Regions from separate parts of the Homo sapiens genome. Here region 1 is linked to region 2. A link is a loop called in an ENCODE intact Hi-C map of the cell type or tissue named here. Cell type or tissue: B cell. All regions are shown on one strand.

Evidence for each region. Hi-C counts contacts between places; a loop is a spot of excess contacts. Peaks named below come from ENCODE experiments on the same cell type or tissue, not always from the same donor. Only the 100,000 strongest peaks of a DNase experiment are listed, where the experiment ranks them.
Region 1: it touches region 2 in a loop (21-fold over the local background); 15 of 110 quality-filtered maps call a loop at or near these places.

What each region holds. Positions count from the first base shown.
Region 1 is chr4:42,812,765-42,820,764 of GRCh38, forward strand. No RefSeq gene overlaps it. Among named protein-coding and RNA genes, the nearest start is that of GRXCR1, 76 kb to the right of the region's middle. In B cell, a CTCF peak has its summit at 4,895; DNase peaks (open chromatin) are centred at 4,467 and 4,907; H3K4me3 peaks cover 527 bases; H3K27me3 peaks cover 314 bases.
Region 2 is chr4:42,564,809-42,572,808 of GRCh38, forward strand. It overlaps ATP8A1 (ATPase phospholipid transporting 8A1), which reads right to left. Exons shown (of 37, transcript NM_006095.2): 15 at 4,353-4,397. Among named protein-coding and RNA genes, the nearest start is that of ATP8A1, 88 kb to the right of the region's middle. In B cell, CTCF peaks have their summits at 3,988 (motif pointing right) and 4,190; a DNase peak (open chromatin) is centred at 4,013; H3K27ac peaks cover 1,408 bases.

The DNA of each region.
Region 1 (8,000 bases), 250 kb after region 2:
TCAGGTCTCAGAACCCACTGGCCTCTACCAGGCTCACACCCTGTACTATTCCACCTTGCTGTCCTTTCTTGGTCTGGAAGAACACTTTCAGTCTCCCCAGGGCTTGGATAATTTGAATTCCTGCTCTATTCCATGCTTTGTTATGGAATAAACTATCCACTAGTTACTACTTCCACTAGAATCTTCCCTTTTACAGCTCAAGATATGTATTTTTTTTTTGTTCTCAACAAAATAACACTCTGCAAATCAATGACTTTGACTTTCAAAGTGATTGCTTCTGATGAGGACTTCAAGAGTTTATTCTGTGAACTTAAAAAGAATACCCTGAAAATTGATTGTTCTCTTTTTGATTTTCTATTATAAAAATTCTGACTCCTCAAGGTCGTAAGAATTCTTCTTCACTATCTCCACAAAGGTTCACATACAATGTGCTTTCTGAAAAGTATAAAATTTAATATTTCATGACAAAGTATTTCAAACAGAAAGTGACAAAAGTTTTTGTGTGCTTGTACCAGCAATAATACTCTAAAGATGTCCATCACTGTGATAGGAGAGTGAAGCAGAGGTGACTTAGAATAGAGATGGGAAATGTGGATGAAGCTGGGTATACCCCTTGTGAACCTCCACTTTCAGTGGGCACAGGAATGTGTGCTCCTCTCCCATGCTGGAGTATAGGGAAGCCAGTGAACTCACAATAATATGAGATAGACAAAGCTATGAAGGAAATAAGTGAAGATTGCTTTAATCCCTCCATTCTTTTTTGAATTGCTCAGATCACATGTGCCACATTTCCAGAACTGCTAGAGTTCTTCTCATTTCTCTGCTCCTTGACCTCAAAGCACTTATAGTATATTTGGGGAGACAGGTACTAAACAATGAATATTTATACAAAAATATAATTAGAAATTGTCCAAGAGCCATAAATTGAAAGGAAAGAATGCCACTGGGGAGAATCATGGAGCTGTAGAGGAGAGGCTGAATGTGAAGTGATGTTTCTACAGTGTACGAAAGTTGAGTAGGGATTAGACAGAGTGGGAGGAAGAGAATTCTAGGGCAAGATCCTGAGGAAGCAAAGGGGCTGGTGTGTTGAGGAAGAGAAAAAAGGACCGTTTGCTTCAGGAAGACCGAGTGGTGACAGAGTGATGTGAGAGGCAAGGTTCGAGAGGAGGACAAGGGCTTAGGAATGATTAGAAGCTGGGCTATTATTCTAGGTGCAGTAGAGAAACCACCAAAGGGTGTCATGCTGGTGGCAGGGTTACAATGGGATCACATTGACACCTTACAACGATTACTCCGGCTGTTGTGCAGAGAAGAGGATGAGAAGGTAGGAGGCAAGAGTGAAGGAGGTGAGAGCCCACTTAGGACACCACTGACAGAATAAAGCCAGAGAGGGTCATGTGTGACAGAATAAAGCCAGAGAGGGTCAGAGTACTGACAATGGAGACCGAGAAAACTTGACAAATTCACAATATATGTTAGGGCAGAGTCTTTCAACCTTGGCCCTTGTATTAGTTCGTTTTCATGTTGCTAATAAAGACATATTCCACTAGACATATTCCACAGTCCATTACAGAGACTGGATAGTTTACAAAGAAAAAGAGGTTTAATGGACTCAGTTCCACATGGCTAGGGAGGCGTTACAATCATGGCAGAAGGCAAAAGACACATCTTACATCGCAGCAGGCAAAAGACAGAATGAGAACCAAGTGAAAGGAGTTTCCCCTTACAAAACTATCCGATGACATGAGACACTACCATGGGAAAAGTATGGGGGAAACCACCCCCATGATTTAATTATTTTCCACTGGGTGCCTCCCACAACACATGGAAATTATGAGAGCTGCAATCCAAGATAAGATTTGTGTGGGGACACAACCAAACCATATCAGCCCTCTTGAAATTTTGGACCAGATAATTATTTGTTGCGGGGTTTGTTCTGTTCATTGTAGAATGTGTAACAACATGCCTGACCCCTTCTTCTGCCGGTAGCATTCCCCAGCCCAACCCCCAATGCCCTCCATCAATTTGTGAAAACTTAGAATGTCTCTAGACATTGCTAAATATCTCTTGCATAGTAAAATTGCCCTCGATTGAGAGCCACTATATTAAGGGGACAATTCACAGATACAAACAGCAGATTAGATGTGGAAAGATAAGGAAATGGAAGGTGTCATGAATGACATTTATTTGATCAAGGAAGTAGGTGGATATGTGATTATAGGAATGCAATGACTTGAGGAGACTATTTGGGGCATGTGTAGAAATATTAAGAGTTTGTTTTAAACACAGTTAATCTAGATGCCTCGAAGACTTCAAGGAGAGATATCAAGGAGATGGTTGCTTATTGTACTAAGAGATCTTGGCTGGAAATATGAAGAGCCATGGGGTTTGGATGTGATCACTGATAGAGAGAATGTAAATGAGAACAGAAGAGCTTTGGGAATTGAATATAGAAAAATCTATTATTTCCAAAACCAGCAGAAAATGTCATGAAAAGGGAAAAACACCCCAGCATGCTTTTCAAGAAGAAGAGAGTAAACTAAATTGAATATGACTCAAAGTTCTAGTTATATGAGGATTGAAAAGTGTCCATTGGAATTGGCAAAAAGGGAGGTAACTGTAAAACTTAGCTGGTGGGTAGAGATATTTAATGGAATAGAAGGGGCTGAAATCATAATGGGGTGGGCTGGAATGAGAATGAAAGTTGGAAAACCATGTGTGTAGACTATTATTTCAAGAGTTTTTTCCAACCAAGTGAGGAGGAAGGAAGCAATTAACTAAAAGGAGAGGTGGCATTGGCAGGGGGTTTCGGGGGGGTGCTTTGTAAAAACATGATAGTAAGAAACATGATTCAATTTTGCTAGGAAATGATCCAGTAAATAGTAAGAGAAGTTCAAAATAGGGGAAAGAGAATAACAGATTCACCAAAGTTCTCTGGTAGGTATGACACTTTTGGCTAGTAATTTGCTAGGGGAAATATACTTTCTTTATTATAACAGAGAAAATGATAATATTGATCATGATAGCTAACATTTATTGAGGGTTTATGATATGTCAGGCTTCTTACATGTTTTATCTCATTTAATCTTCTCCCCCAAAACTTATGAAATAAATCCTGTTAGTATACATACTGGAGAAATGAGAAAACAGGGTTAGAGTAACTTGTTTAAGTGGCAGAGCTTAGACTGTAATGGAACTCATTCCTGAATCCAGGTTAAGCCAACTTATTCCAGAGCCTAAGCTCTTAAAAGAAGCAGAGAAAAGGAATCCTGTCAATTAACCTACCAAAGAATTATTAAAACCCATTAACTCTTGCCTATTACCTTAAAGTTTTAAGACCAGCTTAATTTGAATGAAGGTTACCTCTCACAGTGAAATACTCCATGCTTCCCTATACTTGACCCTGTCCTAAAGTGATGACTGGTTTTCTCTCATCTTTTATTTTTTACTCAATTTGTTTGTTTGTTCATTTACATTTTTCTAAAGGAATCTTCTACACTAACAGCGAGCAGGTCTGGGCTCAGAAAAGATAGCCTGTCCTTTGAGTGGAAAGAATTACTCAGGGTGCTTACTTTTTGAGCTGGATTAGACACTGAGCAAATGTGTTTCCTGTTCTGGGCTCTAGGCCCTGCTTGCCAGAGCAGCTACGAATACTTATTACAGCCTTCCAGAGGCTGTTCGCAGAGTCTCCGAGATTGGTTAGTAATTGGCATAGAAGAAAATGCCATTGGCTTACCTTACTCTGGGCTTTTTGTTTATAATGCTAGCTTTATTCTCAAATCCTGGCAATGATTCTTTTCTAATAAGCAAGCATTCTCTGATATTTGATACAGTATCAAGCAGTACTTGTCCTATCTTGACCTTAATTTTCTTTTTAATCATTTACTTGAAGGACCTCGTGTGTGTGTGTGCACGCGTGTATGCCCATGTGTGTGCGTGTGTACCCCCACGTGTGTGCAAGTAAATGCATAAGGTTGTGTTTGTGGCTTAAGGGTGCTTTTCTGAGATACAAGGCCTGTTATGATAAGATATACTCTTTGGCCATCTTCTGAAGAGAAGCCAAAAAAAAAAAAAAGCAGTTCAGAGTTTTATCTGGACAGGTAAAGTCATAGTATTGACTTTTTATCTTACAGTGTTTCTTAGATAATTTGGTTCCTTTTTTTAGTTTTCAGGATGATGACACACAAACAAATGATCATTTTCACCTCAAGTGGCTCTCTTTTACAAGAACAAAGATTCTCATGTCAAAGTGAATAAAGAGGGAGGCAGGGACCCAAGAGAGAGTGGAGAAATGGGAGCTCGCTCTACCGTACAGTTTATCTAGATGTGTTTGACACTTCCTTTTTAATGTTTACCAAAAAAAAAAAAAAAAAAAAAAAAAAAGAGGAAGAAGAAAAGAAAGAATAAGAGAAAAAAGAAAAAAGAATGTGATTCAAAGTGAATGTGAACAAACGATCGCGTGGCTTGAATGCTTTAGCACAGAAGTACTTGGGTCACCACTGTCTTTTCAAACTCGATCTTCTGACTTTCGAGTATCTCTGACTCCATTCATGTATAAAAGGTAGCCATAGTCTTCCAGAGGTGAGGCCGTCCTTTTGTTTTGAGTTCTCTGGAAGCAACTCCAGTTTCTAGATCAGAAGAAAGAATAGGCAAAATGAGAGTATTTGAAGCCTATGGAGTAGATGCACCTGTGAGGTTTCTTAAGTCTTAGCTGAAAGGCTTCTGCATGCAAATATACATTAATATGTGTATACATACATAGCTCTTCGACTTTGCAGTTACATTTCTAGAGTTTTTTTTTTTTTTTTTTTTTTTTTTTTTTTTTTTTTAACTACTGAGGGAAATGATCTGATCAGAGTGCTTTGCTCTCAGAAACAGTCACAGGGCCCAAGTAACCGGGCAGGCTTGTCCCCTCCTGTGGCAGTTTATTAGTACTGCAGAAACAACTCTGCAAACCAGCATACCGGCAATTAAAGGTGTGACAACTTCATGTCCCAGGAGAAAGCATTTTCATGTGGAAGTTAAAACCTGATGACATGTGAAAGGAGATGAAGGATGTGTATAAAACTGGATGTTTAAAAAATTCAGCTCTGCCACATCAAATGTTTGGAGGTATCCAGGGGCAGTGAGTGAAGCATTGCAGCAAATGAAATTCTGGCTTTCTTTTCATTTTGAACAAGAGCTTCACATTATTGAAACACACATTTTGCTTATCCATGAAACCCATGTTTGAATCAACAGCTGCAAGCAGAGCCAGTTCTGTCATGTGGCTCTCCAAGGCTGGCTGAGTGACTGATAGTGACATATTTTGAATGATTTAAGAGAAACCAGGGGACTGTTGACCAGCAGTACATCCCAACATTATTAGCTTCCTTCTGATATGTCAGGGCTACTGATGAATTTTAGTTTTCTCAGAGGTTTCTGATCTTGGAGGCAGCACTGGATGAGCTGTTAACAAGCTTTCAGAATGTCAGATTTGCACTGGATTTAACTGACATTTCTTTTTAAGACTTTAAAGGATCATAAATTACAATAGGCTTTTTGGTCCCTGGGCAGTCACAGCCCACAGCTGAGGAGAATGTGCTCAGTAAATGTGTATTGTGATGGACTAGACTTTTGTAACTAGCCACTCAGATTTGGAAAAAATAAAAGGAAGCCTTACAGATATTAGGTAATAAAGAATATGCTTTATAACATCAAAATATGATTTATGAAAAAAAGAACATTCCTATAATTTGGGTTCAAGCTGAGACTTCTGGTTAAAAGTGTCTTAAATTTCATAGTGGTTTTACAGTGTTTTTGTAAATTTTCACATATCTCCTCTGATCCTTAACATGCTATTCCATTTAATCTCTATTTACTTAGTGACAACATTTGATTGAAGTCACAAGTCTGGGATCCTTGTCTCAGCAGGTTGAGTAACGTCAGTTTTCCAGGTCCTAACCCTTATTTGCTTGTATAATTAACTGTTGCTACCAATTTAACCATATTTAAACTTGGATCACATTAGAAAATATAGTGTAGTTAGAAAATAAAGTTAATGTTGGTTCTAAACAAGTTATTTAAATTTTCAGGGGTGTAGTGGAATAAACACTGGCTTTAGAGTTTGCCATCCATAGTGTCGAAGTGCAGCAAGCTGAGTGAACTTGGAGAAAAAATGATTTTAACATCTTGATTCTCAATTTCAATGTCTGTACTTCGGGGATAAAAATAGTTATCTTCTAGATTATCAGTTATTTACTCCAGAAATGTTTATTGAGTAGCTAACTACTCTGTGCTAGGCATTATTTTAACATTGAAATGCAATGTTGAGTGAGATAGAAAAAAATCCCTACCCTCAGGGACTTGTCTTCTAGTTGGGGAAGACAGACAATAAATAATTGAATAAACTAGTTCTGAGAGTCTCAAGTATTATACAGGATATGCAATGGGATAATGTAGCAAGAATGCCTTGGGTGAAAATGGCAGCATTCCAGGAGACAGGGTGATTAGGGAAGGCTCCCCTGAGGATGTGACATTGAGGGTGACCTGAATGATAAAATGACACTAGCCTTGTGAGGGATCAGAGCAAAAGCATTGTAAGCAGAGGGAGTAGCAAATGCAAAGGCTCTGGTATAGGAAGGAGTTTAGAGTGTTTTAAGAACAGAAAGAAATCTGGTCCTAGAGGAAGGCAGGGGCTAGACCACGACAGGCATTTCAGCCATAGTAAGGATTTGGATGTTCTCTAAATGCAATGGAAATCATTGGAGATTTTAAGGAAGTGTAATGACACGGTTTGATTTGTATTTTAAAATGCTAACTTTGCTGTGTAGAAAATGGGCTGTGGATAAATATTAAACATGGTAATAGGAAGAACAGCTAAGAGGCTATTGCTGTATTCTAGATAAGAGATGATGGTGGTTTGAACTAGTGAAATAATGATGGAGATGAAGGTAAATATTTGGATTTGGGGCATATTTTGGAGGTAGAAAGGACAAGACTTGCTGATGCAGTGAATGTGAGGGGTTTAGGAATGAGAGAAATCTGGGACAGATTGTGGGTTTTGGTTTGATAAGACAAATAAATCAAATGGGGGAAGACTTGGGAAGAAACCCGACAGTGCAAATAAACCAAGAGTTTCATTTTAGAGATATTAAGTTTAAGTTGGATTTTGGATCCAAGTAGAGCTATCATATAGGTGCCTATGAATGGGATGTCAAGTAGAATATGCAAGCTGGAGCTCATGGCAGGCCTCTGGGCTGGAGAGAGAAATTAGGGAATCATTAGCTTTGCTGATGTTTAAAGCCAGGGGAGTGGAAGAGATGACTCAGGGAGAAAGAATGAGTAGAGAACGGGAGAGGGTACAGGATAATCCCTGAAGCACTCCAAAATTTAGATGGCATATTGAAAGAAAGAGTAAGCTGAAGAGTTGGAAAGGAGGTAGCTAGTAAATGGAAAAACACACAAAAATGTTGATATGTCTAAGGAGGAGTTAATTGTATTTATTGCTGCTGAGAGGTAAATATGAAGTTAGAGAAGTGGACTTCAGGTTTGTACAGTGACTCAAAATAAGAGCACTTCCATTGAAGTGATGGGGACGAAAGTCAGGCTGGAGTGGATTGTTATGAGAATTACAGTCCACATAAAACAAGCCCCAGGTTTTATATGTAAATCATTCTGAGACAGTATATGCTTAAGATATGGTAGCTATTACTGAGAAATAATAATTTGGTGGCAGATTTTGTGGCTTGACAATAGCAGCCATTCTCCTGGCCTCCTTCCCCCATCCCTTGCTTCATTTTCTTGACAAACTTTTCTCCTTCTTTAAATTTGTCTGAGTTTTCCACCCTTCCATATGCTGAGGGATGAGTCTAGGTCACCTTGGTGGTCTTATTCATTTCGCCAGTGATTAGTTTAGGCATTGTTATGTGACCAAATCCTGGCCTGTATTACTCAGGGTTCTCTTAGAGGAACAGAACTAATAGGATAGATAGACATATAGAAAGGGGAGTTTATTAAGC
Region 2 (8,000 bases):
TAAGATTTGGGAGGGGCCGGGGTGGAATGATATGGTTTGGCTGTGTCCCCACCCAAATCTCACCTTGAATTCCCACGTGTTATAGGAGGGACCTGGTGGGAGGTAATTGAATCATGGGGACAGGTCTTTCCTGTGCTGTTCTCGTGACAGTGAATTAAGTCTCACGAGATCTTATGGTTATTATAAGGGGGAGTTTTCCTGCACAAGCTCTCTCTTTGCGTGCTGCCATCCACGTAAGACATGACTTGCTCCTCCTTGCCTTCTGCCATGATTGTGAGGCTTCCCCAGCCACATGGGACTGTAAGTTCAATTAAACCTCTTTCTTTTGTAAATTGTCCAGTCTTGGGTATGTCTTTATCAGTAGCTTGAAAACGGACTAATACACTATGTGACTCAACATCTTTCTAAAGGCAATTACAAAAGAGGAATTTCAAAAACATTCTGTGAAATGGCTGCCTTACTGGAATAAATAAACTATCTGCCAAGGTGACTGCTTTGAAGACTAACATTAATTTGGATGTGTCAGATCTCTTTGTTATACAGTCACACCTGGAAGAATGTTTTAGTGAGCCTAGCTTTTGCGGCAGAATAAATGAATACCACTCACTTCATACATAACTACAGACCAGAATGAAATGAGAAAATAAATAAGACCAGAGGATAGAAAATACAGTGTAGTACTATCCACTGATAGTGTGATAATACTAAAAACCCCAGTGAAATGACTAAGCACAGAACACTTTAAGGTGATCCTTCTGGGGAATCACCCTCACTAGCATTTACTTGAACGATTATCAACAAGAATAATGTGAAACTATATTAAACAGTTGAGAAAAAACAAATAATATGTTATTTTGGATTTGCTTCAAAATGATAGTGGGGGAAAGGCATAAATGAACTGGTCTTAAGTGCATATTATTGAAGCAGGTGGATCAGTACATCTGTCTGCTTTTGTTCATGCTTAAAATTTTCCACAACAGAAGACAGAAAATGATAAAAAATAATTATAGAAATATATAGTTTTAGAAAATGAGCATATCTTAGGGCTACATTGATGTTAAGAATAAATAGATTTTCCCCTTCAATCCAAAGTATTGATACTATCAATCTAGAGCAGTAGATTTTTAATAAAAAGGAATTAATCTGTGAGGTTATATGCTAGCTGATGGTTCTTGGCAATGATGAGAAAACCAGGTTAATCTGCAGTAGGTAGCTACTGGTTGGGAAATAGTTTTATCTCTATAAACTATTTATATTAATACACCTAAGCGAGTAGAGCTACAACCATCATCTGATTATCTTTAATGTTAACAGAATATGTGGAAAGACTTAATACATTATAGGTTTGCCTTCAAACTCAACTAAATGTAAATATGTAATCTACATATATCTAAGAGGTAATTATGTTTTTTTAATTTGGCATTTTTGTGAATACTGGTTCAAGTCGGGCAGTAAAATACACATAAGCTCATGGGTTTTATACATGGAATTCAATGAACTTTACATGAAACTGAAGCTGCTGAACAGCCATATTGGAATGCCCTTTCAGATTTTGGATTTATAGAGTCATCTATACTCTTTACTCCTGAAGATCAGCATGAAGATGCAGTCAGATGCCTGGAGCACAGGATTCAACTGGGATCACACTTTTGATCTTGGTTTCATTGGCAATGTGAAACCAAGTGGATGAGGTTGGGCAAATGCTCAAAGTTGTGCAAAGTTGTATGCCCTCATGCTAACTTTACACAAACTTGTTAAATTTTACCTGCTTAATCTGCTCTTGCCTAACACCACAAGAAATTTACTGAAAGAAATTCTAGGTTGAAAAATATTAAATGAAAAAGAGAAATATCAAGGTAAAATGACTGAAATTTCAAGGATATCTTGTGATCTAAAAAGCAGATATTCTTTAAAGTTACTTAGAGTCCATAGGATGTAATGTAACCAGTACTGTTTTATAACCAGGCTGATGTAGGTTTCAACTCTCACATCATCTACTCGTTTTTATAATTTGGGGCAAACTGCTTCTTTGCCTGAATTTCACCAACTTTAAAATGGCCATGTCAAATATGTCATGAGGATTAAGTGAGAGCACCAGAACTAACACTCAGTGTGGGCTGACTATGTGCAGACACTATCCAAAGCACTACACAAACAGAGCTCATCTAATCTTCAAAACCTCCTGATGATGCAACTACTATTATTATCTACATTCTTCCAGATGAGGACATTCAGGCAAAGAGTTGAGTAACTTGTTCAACAGTACCAGTAGAATGAAAATCTGAACTTGGTTGCTTAGTATCCAAAGCCCACATCTTTGATCACTCCACGTAACCTTGGACACAGTAGCAGCTCAGGAAACATTTGTTCTTTCATTTTTGCAGGCCTATAGGTAATTACTTATTTTATAGATGGAGAATCCAAGTATATATTTAAAATAAAGCTTGAGGCTGGGCATGGTGGCTGACACCTGTAATCCCAGCACTTTGGGAGGCTGAGGCGGGCGGATAACCTGAGGTCAGGAGTTTAAGACTAGCCTGGCCAACATAGTAAAACCCCATCTCTGCTAAAAATACAAACATTAGCCAGGTGTGGTGGTGCATGCCTGTAGTCCCAGCTACTCGGGAGGCTGAGGCAGGAGAATCACTTGAACCTGGGAGGTGGAGGTTGCAGTGAGCTGAGATTGTGCCACTGCATTCCAGCCTGGGTGATAGAGTGAGACTCCCTCTTAACAAACAACTCACTTTACTGTAACGGTAGTGAAAGCCTTCCCTATTGTTATTTTTAAAAATCATTACTATCTAAGCTTATATGTAACTATAAGTGGAAATGTACAAGCAATTTATGACAAAGCTGACAATTTCTTATTTGGAGTTACCTAGTTTAGAATATCAAGTTTTCCAAAAGGGTGTTTTACAAAAAGAACTTACTAAACTAGATAAAATAACATCCGCTCTTTCCAGCACCAATAAAAGTTATGAAACAACCTCTATTGAAAGTAGAATATTTTGAATGACGTGAGTAAACAAACATCAATTTTTAACATTTCCTTCCAACATTAAGAAAAATATGGAGAAGGCAATTTCTTCTTAGGAATAACTGAGTTATTTTAGAGGATATATATATCACTTCTATGCTAATGAACAATATTTAAAATTAATAGAATTATGTTAATGTTATAGAAAAGCAGATATAGTCGAAATTTTAACTACTTCTCAAAGGATTAAATAAGAGGGAATATATACAATATTAAACTTGAATTATCCACTAATAGTAAGATGCTTTGGTACATTTAAAAATATTAAAAATTACTTGTGTGTAAGTGTCAAAATGTACGACACTCCAAGCAATGGGCATGTGGTGTCTCATCAGTTGTCACAAGAACCAAACAGCTGCCTGTCATTAACCCTAGGTGTTGTGAGATTTACTGAAAATTTTTACCAAATCTTCACTTCACTGAAATAAATTCCCTGTTGAAAAATATTTAAATGATGTTATTCGACTTCAAAGTATATTGAAAATGTGGCTTCGTCACCAAATACATGAGTAATATGAAAATAAAAATGGAATGACCTATAAATTCTCAATGTTTTCTAAAGTTACCAACATTAAAGGAACATATTTCCTGAAATTTCATTTGCCCACCAACTCATGATGAATTATAGAAATATCAAAATAAATCTGCACTATCCAAGATGAAAATATAAATTCACAAAGGGGAGGAATTTTAAGGTAAAACCAACAAAAAACTCATAAAATAGTGAAATTAAACCCATAAAACGCTAACTTTAATGATGCCAAAATTAAATATACTAAAGTTAACTCTAGTGCTTGGTAGCATAGTTTTCTAACATTTGGTGCAGATTTTAAAAACGTTCACTTCATAGCCTGCACACAGACTTATTAGAATAATCGTAAGAAACACAGAAGAAAATTTCCACTGCTTGGGTATGTTTCAGTAGCCTCTTTTGGTAGCTCTGTAAAGTACATAAGTAGCGGCAGAAGGTGGCAGTACTGAGCTAGAAAAACCTGACGGCTTCAGGAGCTGTAGCTGAAACCTGAGGTAGTCCAAAGCCCACACTCTGGAATTGATCATTAGACTTTATTACAGATAAACAATGTAAAACTCTGGCAAACCTAATCTATAAACTACATGTTTCTCCATCAAAAATCAGGAATATTCAATAGATTTCAAGAAATATCTACTTTACAGCATTGTTACCCTAACTGCTCAGCAATATTTTATTTATATATATATATTTATATAAAAGAGAGTGAAATGTGTCTTACAAAACAATAAAATGCAAACCTTTTATAGGGATCAATGAGGCAGAAAGTTCCATAGAGCTTACCATTCATCAGGAGAGCAGCCATAATCCTCAGGTTCAGGGACATGGCTTCAGAAAGCAAGAAGAGAGGCAGAAAGAGAGGAAAAATAATCACAGAAAGGCTGGAAACATAAAACCACGAAGAAGGGAAGTATAAAAAGATGGATCACTGAAAAGTTAACAAAATGAACTTTTAGTTGAATCTGAAAGAATGGCAGTTAGTACAGCAAATAGAACATAATGATTCATGGTAGCTCAGCAGGTTTACAAAGTTATCCTGTAACTGTATAGCCAATTTGCCTCTTCACCAGAACATTTACTGATTTTATTCACAAAGTTCATAATTCAGTAGGAATTATTTCAACTTAGCAGTTGAAATGCTAAAGCCAATGGAAAATTAATCATATGTGTTATATAATCAGAATAAAGTGTTTCAAGGTAACAAACATGCTAATATCTTGAAACAAATTATCACACTAATAAAATTTGTCAAATACATTTTAGAAGTAACTTTGGCTACCACGAGATGATGGTTACTTCAACAGGTACATTAAAGTAAAAGTTACCTGCATTTCTATAATTAAATGGAACCTTAGTTTAAGAATTTAAATGATATTAAAAAATTTTCACTTAAACTATTTCACTCATTAAAACACTCTTTATTTCAAACAGGAAACATATTCATTAATATCTTCTTTAATTTCATCCATTCGCTCATCTGAACACTAGGAAAGTCTGATAGATGTACTTCATTTCAGCCAGTCATGTATTCAATTGGAAGGGGCCCATAATACATGACAGACCAGATTTTTTTATTTTCCATTTCTTTCATAATATAATCATATACTTTTCCTGTAAATTTATTAGACATGGAGTTTTAAAATGCAGAGTTCAGTACAAATGAAAAGTCACTGTTATTTTTGACGAATATACAATAAACTTTGTTAAAAACTCATGGGATCCTTTCACTTCCTAAAAGTTCAATCTTTCATCAACCCAGCCAAGGCAGGGACTTCATCATTCCAAGGCACCTCTTCCACTACCAAAACATTAATTTGCTTCCAGTGCAGTATCCACTATATCACTCCAATCACAATGGAGGTGGTCCCTTTTAACTCACTATTCTCTCTCCTACCAAAGGGCTTTTGTGCCTGCTTAAGAAGAAGGGCTAATCAAGCCCTTTGTGGGCTGGACTCCAAGAAAAGGAGTTGGCATGCTGCAAAGCTCTGTGGAAACTGGCTGCAACTCCATGTTTAAAGCAATCACTTCAGATCAGCCTCAAGGCTTGGACCCTAGCCCATGGACTGTGCCAGGGAAGGGCCTGGTACTAACCAAGCAACACTGTGCATGGTCCTGCCAAGCTGCACTAGCCCCAATCTCATACCAGGACAGGGGATAAAGTTTCCCAAGTCATGCAGCTTAAAAGCTCCAGAGCTCAAGTGCCAGAGACCCTCTTCACAACTCTGGCGCAGCCCTGGAAGAATGCTGAGCACTACCTAGAGCCCGATGAGCAGTAGGTGGCCTGCAAACCTGCCACTGATCCTATATGCAAGTTTCCCTGTTATTGCTGCTCCAGAAGCTCTGGTGTCTACGTGGTATCTGGCTTTTTGCCTTTGTATGTGCCAGTGCTATAACATCTACCTGGTAAGTTCTTCACTTAATCAAATTCATTCTTAGATCTCAACTCCAGAATCACTTTCTTAGGGCATATTTCCTTGCCTTCCCTGTTTAGATCAAACCACCCATTATAGCCTCACATAGACCTCTATACTGTGTTAGGACTTTATATTTGTCTGTATGATTACTTAATTAGCATCCACTAAGTGCCAATTAGACTATACACTTTAGGCAGGAGGAAATCATGTGAACTTTTGCCTTTTTTACCTGCATTATCTATCAAAGTGTCACATACATCAACACTTGAGATATACAGATAAATAAATGAATGGAGTTGACTAGAATTTATCACAAGTCATGGTGAGCAGTAAGATAAACATGGCTGTAGCAAGATCTTGGGGGATAGTATTATGATAATCGTGAAATTTCTCGTGGTGAGTCTCTTCTTGGGGTTAAAGAAGTAGCCGATCCTTCCAGCAAATATATAGCTAAACCAAATACTGTCAAGTAAAGTTATTCACACAGTATATTCATATATAAAGATTGCTTTTAAAAACTTATTTTTCATTTAAAGGGAAAATGCAAATGATGTTTTTAATACGAATTAAATGCCTTGTCCACACAAAAAAGCATTTTGTTTGCTTAACAGAATTTCTTTTTATAGACTGTATCTTGTTAAGCCTCATCCAACTTATTCTAAAAGGTCTAAATTTTTTTTTTTTTTTTTTACAAAGATGGCACTTAGGACTGTATCCCAGAATCTTCACTCTATTGAGATTTGTGGCCCCTGAACAGAGAAACTGCTTACCTATTCCGGGTATTCAAGTAACTATTATAAAACTGACTTATTCCCTACAAGAAGCAATTAGCTGAAATGATACTTTAATAACTAATGTTTACAGTAAAATGTCTGGTTTGTCATAAGTTAAATTTACAAATGATATCACAATTCACTTACATTTTACTGTAATTGTCCCATAAAAAGATCTAATGAAATAATCTAATAATTTTGCAGTGCATTCCTAACTAAAAGTTGATTTCTACAAGATAATCATCATTGGCAACTATGTACAAATCTATTTTATTGCCCATCATGAATCCAATTTGGGGCGAAGGTTCAGGGAAATCAAAGAAAATTTATTAAAATTAAATTCTGATGCACGGTTTTAAGTGTTAATTATAATTTTCTTACAAACATGGAATACCCAGAACTAGCTAGGAATTATACTATCAGGAAACTTCAAGCCTTATTCTTCTGATAAGACACAACAGAACTCACTTGAACCCTATCTGGGGTGAAACTGAGCTGTACCTGATGTTTTGGCAACACTGAGGCAAAATCAGCTCTGCACTTGTAACACCAAAGGCTTTTGTCAGGATATGAAATTTTGTGTTACTCTCTGGTTTTGCCACCTCCCTAGGGGCATAAACACCTTGCTTTCTTCCACTGGGGTTAAAAGTGCTCATACATAATAGTTCCCATATTAAGCAATTGTTAAATGCTGCTCTGGGGAAAATAAGATAGCAAAGCCAGGTCATTTCCCCCATCTGGATTCCCATAATCCAAGAGTGCCCAGAGGAAATCTACACAGAAAAGTGCTAGACAGTAATTACTCTCTCTCACCCCTTCACATCTAACCATGGAGACTGGCTGTAATTAAGTAACAGTGTTATTTTCCCTGCTGTAAACATGTGGTCAAGTCAGAAGTCACGGTTTCTCCAAAACTTTCAGACATCAACAACTCTCTACGATGCTAACAGTCCAATAATCCACCAGGATGTGTTTGGGAGGGAACACTGATAAAAACTCAAGGTTAAGGATGCCTAAAAGCACATACACAAACATGATCACTGGAAGCAGTTTAACTAGCTTTACTCTACATGGCTTCTGGTATCCTTGAAAATATGATACCATAACTAAAAAGGAAACAGATTTCGGCTTATACAGTTAAAATTTGCAAACAAATAAACTTCTGTTTATTTCTAAACATTATGTTAGATTTCGTATCTGGAAAAGGACTTTAGAAATGGTTTGGTCTCACTATCCACATCTTA